Linked DNA regions of Homo sapiens: region 1 is linked to region 2. The links are chromatin contacts, found by Hi-C or POLR2A ChIA-PET in ENCODE. All regions are on one chromosome and are shown on one strand. The core of a region is the stretch at or near the end of the contact, and the rest is flanking DNA. Distances in the headings are between cores, read along the strand shown. Region 1 holds the start of TSC22D2 (TSC22 domain family member 2). Region 2 holds the start of ATP1B3 (ATPase Na+/K+ transporting subunit beta 3).

Region 1 (4,505 bases), core at 505-3,004, 8.5 Mb after region 2:
TTACAGATTACTTTAAGATTTTTCCTCTAAATGTACGATTTAAGAGTATCATAACGAGTAATCAAGAAGTTTATATGATAAGATAATGTAAAGGGATGAGCAGGCATATAATACTCATTTTTCCAAAAGCACCACCATCAACACTACCCATTATAACCACCTTAAACATCTGGTAAATCAATCCAAAATTAAATTAAGCTTTTATAAATTCATATTGGGTTTAACCATTTGATCTAACTTATTGATGGAAAACTGCCTCTAACAATTACTGAAATTACAGACTTAGAAATGAAACATTCCATTAGCTATCTCTGCCACAATAGCATAACGTTACATTTTGTTCCATTACTTTCGCCCAGCCCCTTAAGAAATAGGGATTTTATGTCGTCTTATTTCACATTCTGACTCCAGTCACTTGGGTTTGGAGGGCATGGTTTCCACTAAAGTTAAAAGACCTAGCTCTATAAATTACAACTAAAGACCTAAAAAATTCTCTGCAAATTTAATTCTCAAAACATCTTTTGGGATAAAAAGTATTTCTATTCTTCAAAGATTAGAGAACCGAGTTCAACGATTTACTGATTTAAGTTATCATTATGTGATTGCTAACGCTGCAGTAGATATGAAATCACGATTTCCATTAAGACTTAGATTTTACCTAAATGACGACTGCTTTAGTATGTCAAAGTTTAGGAGCCCATCCCCATTTTTTTAAACTGCTTAAAAGAATGGCCTTAGCATGCCAAAGTTTAAGAGCCCATCCCCATTTTTTTTTAACTGCTTAAAAGAATGGCCTTACCATTTTCTTTGGCCAGGAACTAACTACAAGATGATAAATTTGCCAGTACTTTCTTTTCATAGTTGTTCTTTGCATTGGAACAGGAAAGGGTGCTTTATCACTCGTTACGGTTGTTCATGGCCCAATCCAAATCATATAATACGCTGGCTGCTACTAACAGTTTTAGAATAAACAAAAAGAAGAACTATAATGCAGTAGGTTCTACATTTATAAAGCCCATGAGCTGATTTCGTGCCGAAAGTAAAACAGTCTCAAGAGTTTAAATGAATCCTGGAATCACAGCAAATTCAGGAAATTTAGGAATATGTTGGTAACCCTTAAGCTTTTTAAAAACTGACTACACCCTGGGCAAGTAACCACCCCCTGATGCCGTTGTGGGAGACAGAATTTCTGGCAGGAAGATAATTTTCTGACTCAATCTGGCTTGCCGTTCTTGTTTAATCATCCCCATTTCTCTGAACATTTTACTCCTCTGACTACAATGGTCAACATTTATTTTCAGAAGTTTTAAAGTGATTTAGTTCTTCCAGCCGCACCTCTTTTTATCCCATCTAAGTCTTCCCCAGCCCCCATTCCTATCGCCCTCGTTTCACTAAGATTTTGCTAAACATTAGACACAAGCACATGACCTCCAGTCTTCCACTGTCTCGGAACAAACCGACATAAAAACATCTGATTAGTTCCATTGTAAGCTTCCCTAGGCTTAGAATTTAAAATGGTCTTTAGCTCGTCAATGCTTAAAGAACCTACAACACAAAATTTAAATTTTAAAAATTTTAAATAAAGAAACCGCTCCCTTTTTTAACCTTTAGCCCCGCCCATTGCCCCCCACCCCAGGTTCCACGCGAAACTGCAGGAAACCGGAGGGGGCGGAGCGGTGACGTCACGACGCCGGTGCGTCACGGAACGGCGGCGGCTGCGGCGCTGGCGGTGGCTGCGGCAGCGGCGGCATTTTAGTCGGCAGCGGCGGCGGCAGCGGGGCTGCTGCTCCTCCCAGCATCCCTGGCGCGGCCATTTCAGCCCCATCTTGGCCCAGCGGAGGGAGCTGCAGCCGCCGCTTCAGCAGTTTGAATTTCAGTTTCTTCGGGGTTTAGGAATTGGGCGCACCGAGGAGGAGCCGGAGAAGCCACCACCGCTACCTCACACAGCCGGGGCGCCTCCGGTCCCGTGCCAGCGGTCTGCCGCCGCCGCCCCTCTCTGAGAGAAGCCGCGAGGGGAGGCCGAGACCGCCGTCGCCGCCCGCCCGCAGGGGTGGTTCCCCCTGTAAGGGGAGGACCGAGCCGGCTTTCCCCTCCCCCAGAGCGGGTTTCCGCCTGAGGCAGTCGACATGTCCCTGGGGCTGAGCTCCGGCTAGAGCCGGGGAGGGAGGGCCGCCTGCCCGCGCCACAGCCCCACCGCCCGCCCGCGGACCTTCAGCCAGCTCCGGCCCGCGGCTCCCGGCTGAATTAGGCATCTCCGACTCCGGACTCGCCGCTCCTTCCCTCAGTCAGAGAGCCCAGCGCTGACGCCGGCACCGGCCTGAGGAGCCCGAGCGGGGCAGCACCGCCCCTCACGCCGCCGCCACCGCCTCCTCCTCCTCCTCTTCGCCCTCCCACTCCCACCCCCAGCCAAGGCCTGCTGACCGCGCCGAGCGCCGAGCTGGACTGACCACGGCTGCCCGGAGACGAGAGAGGAAGCAGCCGGCCCGCCCCTGGGTTCGCGCTCTCGCCGCCTCTGAGGGAATTGAATTGAGGCGCCGCGGCTGCGAGAGCTAAAAAGGAAGGAGGAGCCGCCGCGGGACTGAGACGGGGGCAGAGCCGAAGAGACCGACACAGAGAAGGAAACGAGGAGGAGGATGTCTCACCGGGCGGCCAGCGCCTGGATCAGCCCGTGACTCTTAACAGCGGCGGGCCTCAGACCCCAGCGCAGACTCGGACTTTGTCTTTGGGGGCCCGTGCTCTGCCCTCCCCGGTTTCCGACAGGACCCAGAGGAGCCGGCGTGCCTCTCTGCCCTCCAGCCTTCTTCACCATGTCCAAGATGCCGGCCAAGAAGAAGAGCTGCTTCCAGATCACCAGTGTCACCACGGCCCAGGTGGCCACTAGCATCACCGAGGACACCGAGAGCTTGGACGACCCGGACGAGTCACGCACAGAGGACGTCTCCTCCGAGATTTTCGACGTCTCTCGGGCCACGGATTATGGCCCTGAGGAGGTCTGCGAGCGCAGCTCTTCCGAAGAGACGCTTAACAATGTTGGGGATGCGGAGACTCCCGGGACCGTCTCCCCAAACCTCCTCCTAGATGGGCAGCTGGCAGCGGCGGCTGCTGCTCCCGCCAACGGAGGAGGAGTCGTTTCGGCCCGGAGCGTGTCTGGGGCGCTCGCCAGTACCCTGGCGGCGGCTGCCACTTCGGCCCCCGCCCCCGGAGCACCCGGCGGCCCCCAGCTCGCGGGCTCATCCGCCGGGCCAGTGACTGCAGCCCCATCTCAGCCTCCCACCACATGTAGTTCCCGTTTTCGCGTGATCAAGCTGGACCACGGGAGCGGAGAGCCCTATAGACGCGGCCGATGGACGTGTATGGAATACTATGAGAGGGATTCAGACAGCAGCGTCCTGACTAGATCCGGGGATTGCATTAGACACAGCAGTACTTTTGACCAGACTGCGGAGCGGGACAGCGGCCTGGGCGCCACCGGAGGGTCGGTGGTGGTAGTAGTGGCCTCCATGCAGGGGGCGCACGGGCCCGAGTCGGGAACTGACAGCTCCTTGACTGCTGTGTCACAGCTACCCCCGTCGGAGAAAATGAGCCAGCCCACTCCGGCCCAGCCGCAGAGTTTTAGCGTTGGGCAGCCACAGCCGCCGCCGCCACCCGTAGGTGGGGCTGTGGCTCAAAGCTCGGCTCCGCTGCCGCCGTTCCCGGGAGCCGCGACCGGGCCGCAGCCAATGATGGCAGCCGCGCAGCCCAGCCAGCCCCAGGGAGCGGGGCCCGGGGGACAGACTCTGCCGCCGACGAATGTAACCCTGGCGCAGCCGGCTATGTCCCTGCCTCCGCAGCCGGGCCCTGCAGTGGGCGCCCCCGCGGCGCAGCAGCCCCAGCAGTTCGCGTATCCTCAGCCTCAGATACCGCCCGGACATTTGCTGCCCGTCCAGCCCTCCGGCCAGAGTGAGTACCTGCAGCAGCACGTGGCCGGCCTGCAGCCGCCAAGCCCCGCGCAGCCCTCGTCCACCGGCGCCGCAGCGAGCCCCGCCACGGCGGCCACCCTTCCCGTGGGCACCGGCCAGAATGCTTCCTCGGTGGGCGCGCAGCTCATGGGCGCGTCTTCCCAGCCCAGCGAAGCCATGGCCCCCCGGACGGGACCAGCGCAAGGCGGGCAGGTCGCGCCTTGTCAGCCGACTGGAGTGCCCCCGGCTACTGTGGGAGGCGTGGTGCAGCCGTGCCTCGGTCCTGCCGGGGCTGGGCAGCCCCAGTCCGTGCCTCCGCCGCAGATGGGTGGCAGTGGTCCGCTGTCAGCCGTACCTGGTGGCCCTCACGCCGTGGTGCCCGGAGTTCCAAACGTGCCTGCAGCCGTGCCCGCTCCAAGCGTGCCTAGTGTGTCTACCACTTCTGTTACTATGCCAAATGTACCCGCGCCTCTGGCCCAGTCGCAACAGCTGAGCAGCCATACGCCAGTCAGCAGGAGCAGCAGCATAATCCAGCATGTTGGGCTGCCCTTAGCGCCAGGCACACAC
Region 2 (4,494 bases), core at 38-2,537:
GTATAATTCATTATTTCTTGCTTTGGTAAGAAAAGTGAGGAAAAAGGAAAATTCATCCATTTGCAGGCTGTTTAAACTTCCAGACAGATTATAATTCATCACTCCAAACAATAAGATGGCTATTACATTTCTCCATAATTTTTATTTGCTAATAAAACGGAGGCAGAGCTTTTTTCTAAAAATAAATAAATAAACAACAACAACAACAACCTCCCCCACCCCGCACCTTCTGTGCAAATTCCTATAAAGTCTTTTATCCTGTCGCTGAGTCTGAGGGCACCCCCCCTCCCGTACTCGTCAGCTCCATCTCGCGGAGGAAAACGCTACCGGCACCCTCAGCTCCGCCCAAGGGCCGCGATCTCTACAGGGGAGATGAAAAGCCGGCGACACTACACAGGCGTGGACCCTCCAACGAGTGTTCCTTTCCTGTGGGTTAAGAGTAGGAGCGTCTGGGCAAAAGCTGGGAGCTTTCAGTTGCCAGGACCCTTGGGAAAGCACGTATTTAGATTTCATTGATAAATTCAACTGAATCCCGAGAAAAATTATACTCCATTCACTGGCATATTTAGAACGGAATTCCCATTGACCCGAGGCTCCCGGTTGAACCCTTCAAGGGAGCCAAGCGAGGACGTTCTCAGAACAGCAGTGCACCGTGTACATTGTGGGAGCCCCGCGCGATCCCCCGCAGAGCGTCCTGTAGGAACGTCACAGAGCCCAGAGAGCGTCCTGTAGGAACGTCACAGAGCCCAGAGAGCGTCCTGTAGGAACGTCACAGAGCCCAGAGAGCGTCCTGTAGGAACGTCACAGAGCCCAGAGAACGCCTGGGGACGGTCGGGGAGGCAGTTCGGGGAGGGGACGATTAAGTTCCCTCAGAGAGGAAGCCGCGGGCCGACTGGAGTCGTTTTCGTGCTCTCCGCACCCGCCCGCCGCGGGTAGCATCTTCTCAGCGCCCCGGCGCCCAGGAACGCCCAGGAAACCCAGTCCTCCTCCTAAGCAACCTGCGGCGCGGGGACGCCCGCCTTTTGCTATTATTATAAACGTGCGTGCGACTAAACCTTCGGATTTTTAGACTTTCTTCTCGCTTCCTCTGACCCAGGCTGAGGGAGCCCCCGAGGCTACTGCGGGGCGGGGCCGGGGCGGGGTGGGGCGCCCTCGCCGCCTCAGGCAGCGCCCCGGCCGCTGGCGGGAGGCGGCAGCGGCGCGGGCCGAGCGGCGCGGGGATTGGCTGCGGCGGGCGGAGACGTCAGGCTCCCGCGGCCCAAGCGGCCGCCCGGCGCGGCGCGGCGCAGTCGGCTCGAGTACTCCCCGTAACGAGGAGGTGTTCTCGGCCGTCCCACCCTTCACTGCCGTCTCCGGGCTGCGCCGCCGGAGCCGGGACGCGCCTCCGCAGCCCTCGCCGCCTCCATCCCCGCGGCCGCAGCTCCTCTCGCCGTCCGCGCGCACACCATGACGAAGAACGAGAAGAAGTCCCTCAACCAGAGCCTGGCCGAGTGGAAGCTCTTCATCTACAACCCGACCACCGGAGAATTCCTGGGGCGCACCGCCAAGAGCTGGGGTGAGCGGGCAGCAGCTGGGCGTCCGGGGCCGGCCTCGGTCCCGGGGGCGCCGGGCGCGGTCTGGTGGGAACGGAAAGGCGGGAGGCGGCTCCCAGCGCCGGGGCTCCCGACCGCCCGACCCTAACCCGGGCGGCGGCGGCGCAGTGCGGCCCCATTCATTGCTCCCCGGGCCGGCCGGACTGGCCGCAGCTCGCTCCCGAAGCAGCGGGGCCCGCGGGCAGCCCGGCCGGGCCGCGCTGGTTCCTCCCTCCCTGCTGGGAGCGGGGCGCACGTGCTGCCCGGGCCTCCCGCCCGGCGCGGCGCCGGAAGCCGGGGACCCCTGCCCGAAGCCGGGCCCCGAGAGTGCAGGAGCCGAGCCCCCGGGCCTCCTTTGTACGGAGCGCTCCGGCCCGAGAGGCCCTGGCGGAGGCGCCCGGCCCGCTGAGCGGTTCGGAGAAGCCAGACCCTGCCCCACTCCAGGGGAGAGGAAATTTCCACTCCCGCCGCTATCTTGTGACTCGTCCACGCTGCCACCCCGACCGGTCGGAAGAGTGCGACTGAGTGTTAAGTGTGGGTGTGGGTTGCTTAAACGTGTAGCGGTGAGTTAATCACAGAAGTACATTGTACAAGAAAATGCACTTGAATTTGGACAGTGAAAAGGCCCTTAAAAAGGTTGGTTCCTCCCGGATTCCTTTTTAATTACAGAGGTTTTCTTCCTTACAAATTTGCTTCTTTGGGGAAAGTAAATCCTGTCTGAACAACACAGGTTTTTTTTTTTTTTCCCGTGTCTTCAAAACAGGAGAGTGATGGTTGTATGTTAGCAGATTTTTTCTATGCGTGAGCTCTTTGTTTTAATATATTTAAACCATCTACCGTGTAGAGTAGCTTTAGGATGCCTTTTTTTCCTAAAATTGTATCAATCTCTGAATGCAGGCTAGAGCTTTTTTTTTTTTTTGCCTTTATACTTAAGTAAACTAATTTTACCTTTTTAAATCCTTTTGAAACATTTTGTTAGTGGGTCTTGAAAGACCATTTCTTTCTGAGTGGGAATAAATCTCGAGAGCTTAGAACTATTTGGGCACAACATTTTTAGGATAAGCATGGAGAAATAAGCTGTGACTCAGAAAATAAACTGTTGGTGCAGACTGAAATGGACTCCTTCAGGGTGAAAAGGCGACTTGAAGTCTTATCACAAGCTGAAAGGGGCCTTGGAGGATTTTTAGCCCAACCCCCACTTTAGAGATGAGAAAAATGAGACCCAGAGAGGTTGTGATTTTTGCCTTGTGTAAAATTACATATGCCACAAAGCCAAGAAAAGAACCCAGTTCTCCTTTAATCCTAGTCCAGCGGTTGTATTATTTTACAGATGCCTTGCCTAACTGCATGGTAATCACTCATGATTTTTATTTAAATTGCTGTTTTCTTTTGGGAACCCACTAGTGTGATGAAGAAATAAATCTTGCATCCAGACTTACATGGGAACAAAAGATGAACATTTATAAAGCTTAATTGCTTGTTTCTAGAGTGTACTAACTTTTTGCTGAAGAAATTTTTGAGTGGTGGAGAGAGATTAATTTTGATAGGCTACCTTCCTCCCTTTCTCCCTTCCCCAGTGCTTCCTCATTTCCAGAACGGAGTAACTCCACTTTGTGTTAGAATGACATTTCTTACTGCAGATAGTGCTCTTCAACCTTTGTATTGTATGACCTAGGGTAGAGATTTTATTTTATTGAGTCAATGCATTTAAATAGATAACATGCACAAATAAATAGAGAGCAATGTGTAAGGACTGTAAAACTAGTACAAGTGAAGTTGGGATTCATTTTGGAAGGATTAAGTCAATCTCTTCAAAATCGATAAGTATTACTCTTATCAGTAAATTTTTTGTTTATTGTAATAATAGTAAGTCAGTGAAGAATGGCATATATAGGTGAAAATTAACCATAATCCTGTCCCAATGTAAGGGTATCCCTCTAAGGATATGTGAGGGAGTCGTGAGAGGAGGCCGAAATCCATATTCAGCTTGCCAGGCTGTGTATCCTAGACCATGGTTGGGTCTGCCTAGAGAAGGGGCACCTTGTTCTAATTCTTGCAAAGGCAGGATCAGTTTGGAGAGCTCTGTGCCTCTGGGGATATGTCTGCCAGGAAGGATTCTTTTTTTAATTCTCTTGAAGGGACTGTATGGGCTTGCTGCCAGATGTCATCATACCTCAGAGATACTATTAACATTCTGGTATATATGTTACTGAATTGTGTATAACATTTTTTTTAAAACAAAAGGATCATAAAGTGTTGTTTTATATTCTGAGTATATTGTGGGCATCTTTCCATGTTACTAAAGATTTTTAGACAGGTTTCCCTATATTCACCCTTTTCATGTACATTTTTGCACATTTATTTCCTTGGTATATATTTATACCGATGGGATTTCTAGGCCATTCATATGTACTTTTTACATTTTGAAAACTTGTTTTCATGTGCTTTCCAGGAAGTTTCTAACAATTTATACTCCCAACGGTATGTAGTGGTGTCTCATACCTTCATCAGCACTGAGGCTATTTTTACCTGTGTTATCTCTTTTAAAACCTTACATTTTTGGGGCCGGGCGCGGTGGCTCACACCTGTAATCCCAGCACTTTGGGAGGCTGAGGTGGGTGGATCACTTGAGGGCAGGAGTTCAAGACCAGCCTGGCCAACATGGTGAAACCCTGTCTCTACTAAAAATGAAAAAAAAAAAAATTAGCCGGGTGTGGTGGCACCTGCCTGTAATCACAGCTACTTGGGAGGCTGAGGCAGGAGAATTGCATGAACCCAGGAGGTGGAGGTTGCAGTGAGCTGAGATCGCACCACTGCACTCCAGCCTGGGCGACAAAGCAAGTCTCCATCTCAAAAAAAAAAACCTTACAGTTTTTGGTAACAGCTTTTTTTTTTTTTTTTTTTTTTTTAAGAAAAACAGCCT

Evidence for each region. Hi-C counts contacts between places; a loop is a spot of excess contacts on that map. ChIA-PET counts read pairs that join two places held with the same protein, here RNA polymerase II (POLR2A). Pooled maps may share reads with other maps.
Region 1: a map of CD4-positive, alpha-beta memory T cell shows a loop between it and region 2 (21-fold over the local background). The contact joins the promoter of TSC22D2 here to the promoter of ATP1B3 in region 2. A Hi-C loop is called at or near these places in 2 of 168 maps with a recorded cell type or tissue (CD4-positive, alpha-beta memory T cell and naive thymus-derived CD4-positive, alpha-beta T cell) and 4 of 50 pooled maps. POLR2A ChIA-PET finds 5 or more read pairs at or near these places in 1 of 52 experiments (activated B cell).

The regions. Positions count from the first base shown.
Region 1 is chr3:150,406,544-150,411,048 of GRCh38, forward strand. TSC22D2 (TSC22 domain family member 2) reads left to right here and starts at 1,755. Exons shown (of 3, transcript NM_001303264.2): 1 at 1,755-4,505. The coding sequence starts at 2,808. RefSeq lists silencers at 1,846-2,445, 3,116-3,285, 3,546-3,825 and enhancers at 2,816-2,865, 3,572-4,451.
Region 2 is chr3:141,875,356-141,879,849 of GRCh38, forward strand. ATP1B3 (ATPase Na+/K+ transporting subunit beta 3) reads left to right here and starts at 1,288. Exons shown (of 7, transcript NM_001679.4): 1 at 1,288-1,555. The coding sequence starts at 1,447. RefSeq lists silencers at 183-242, 1,113-1,242, 1,513-2,082.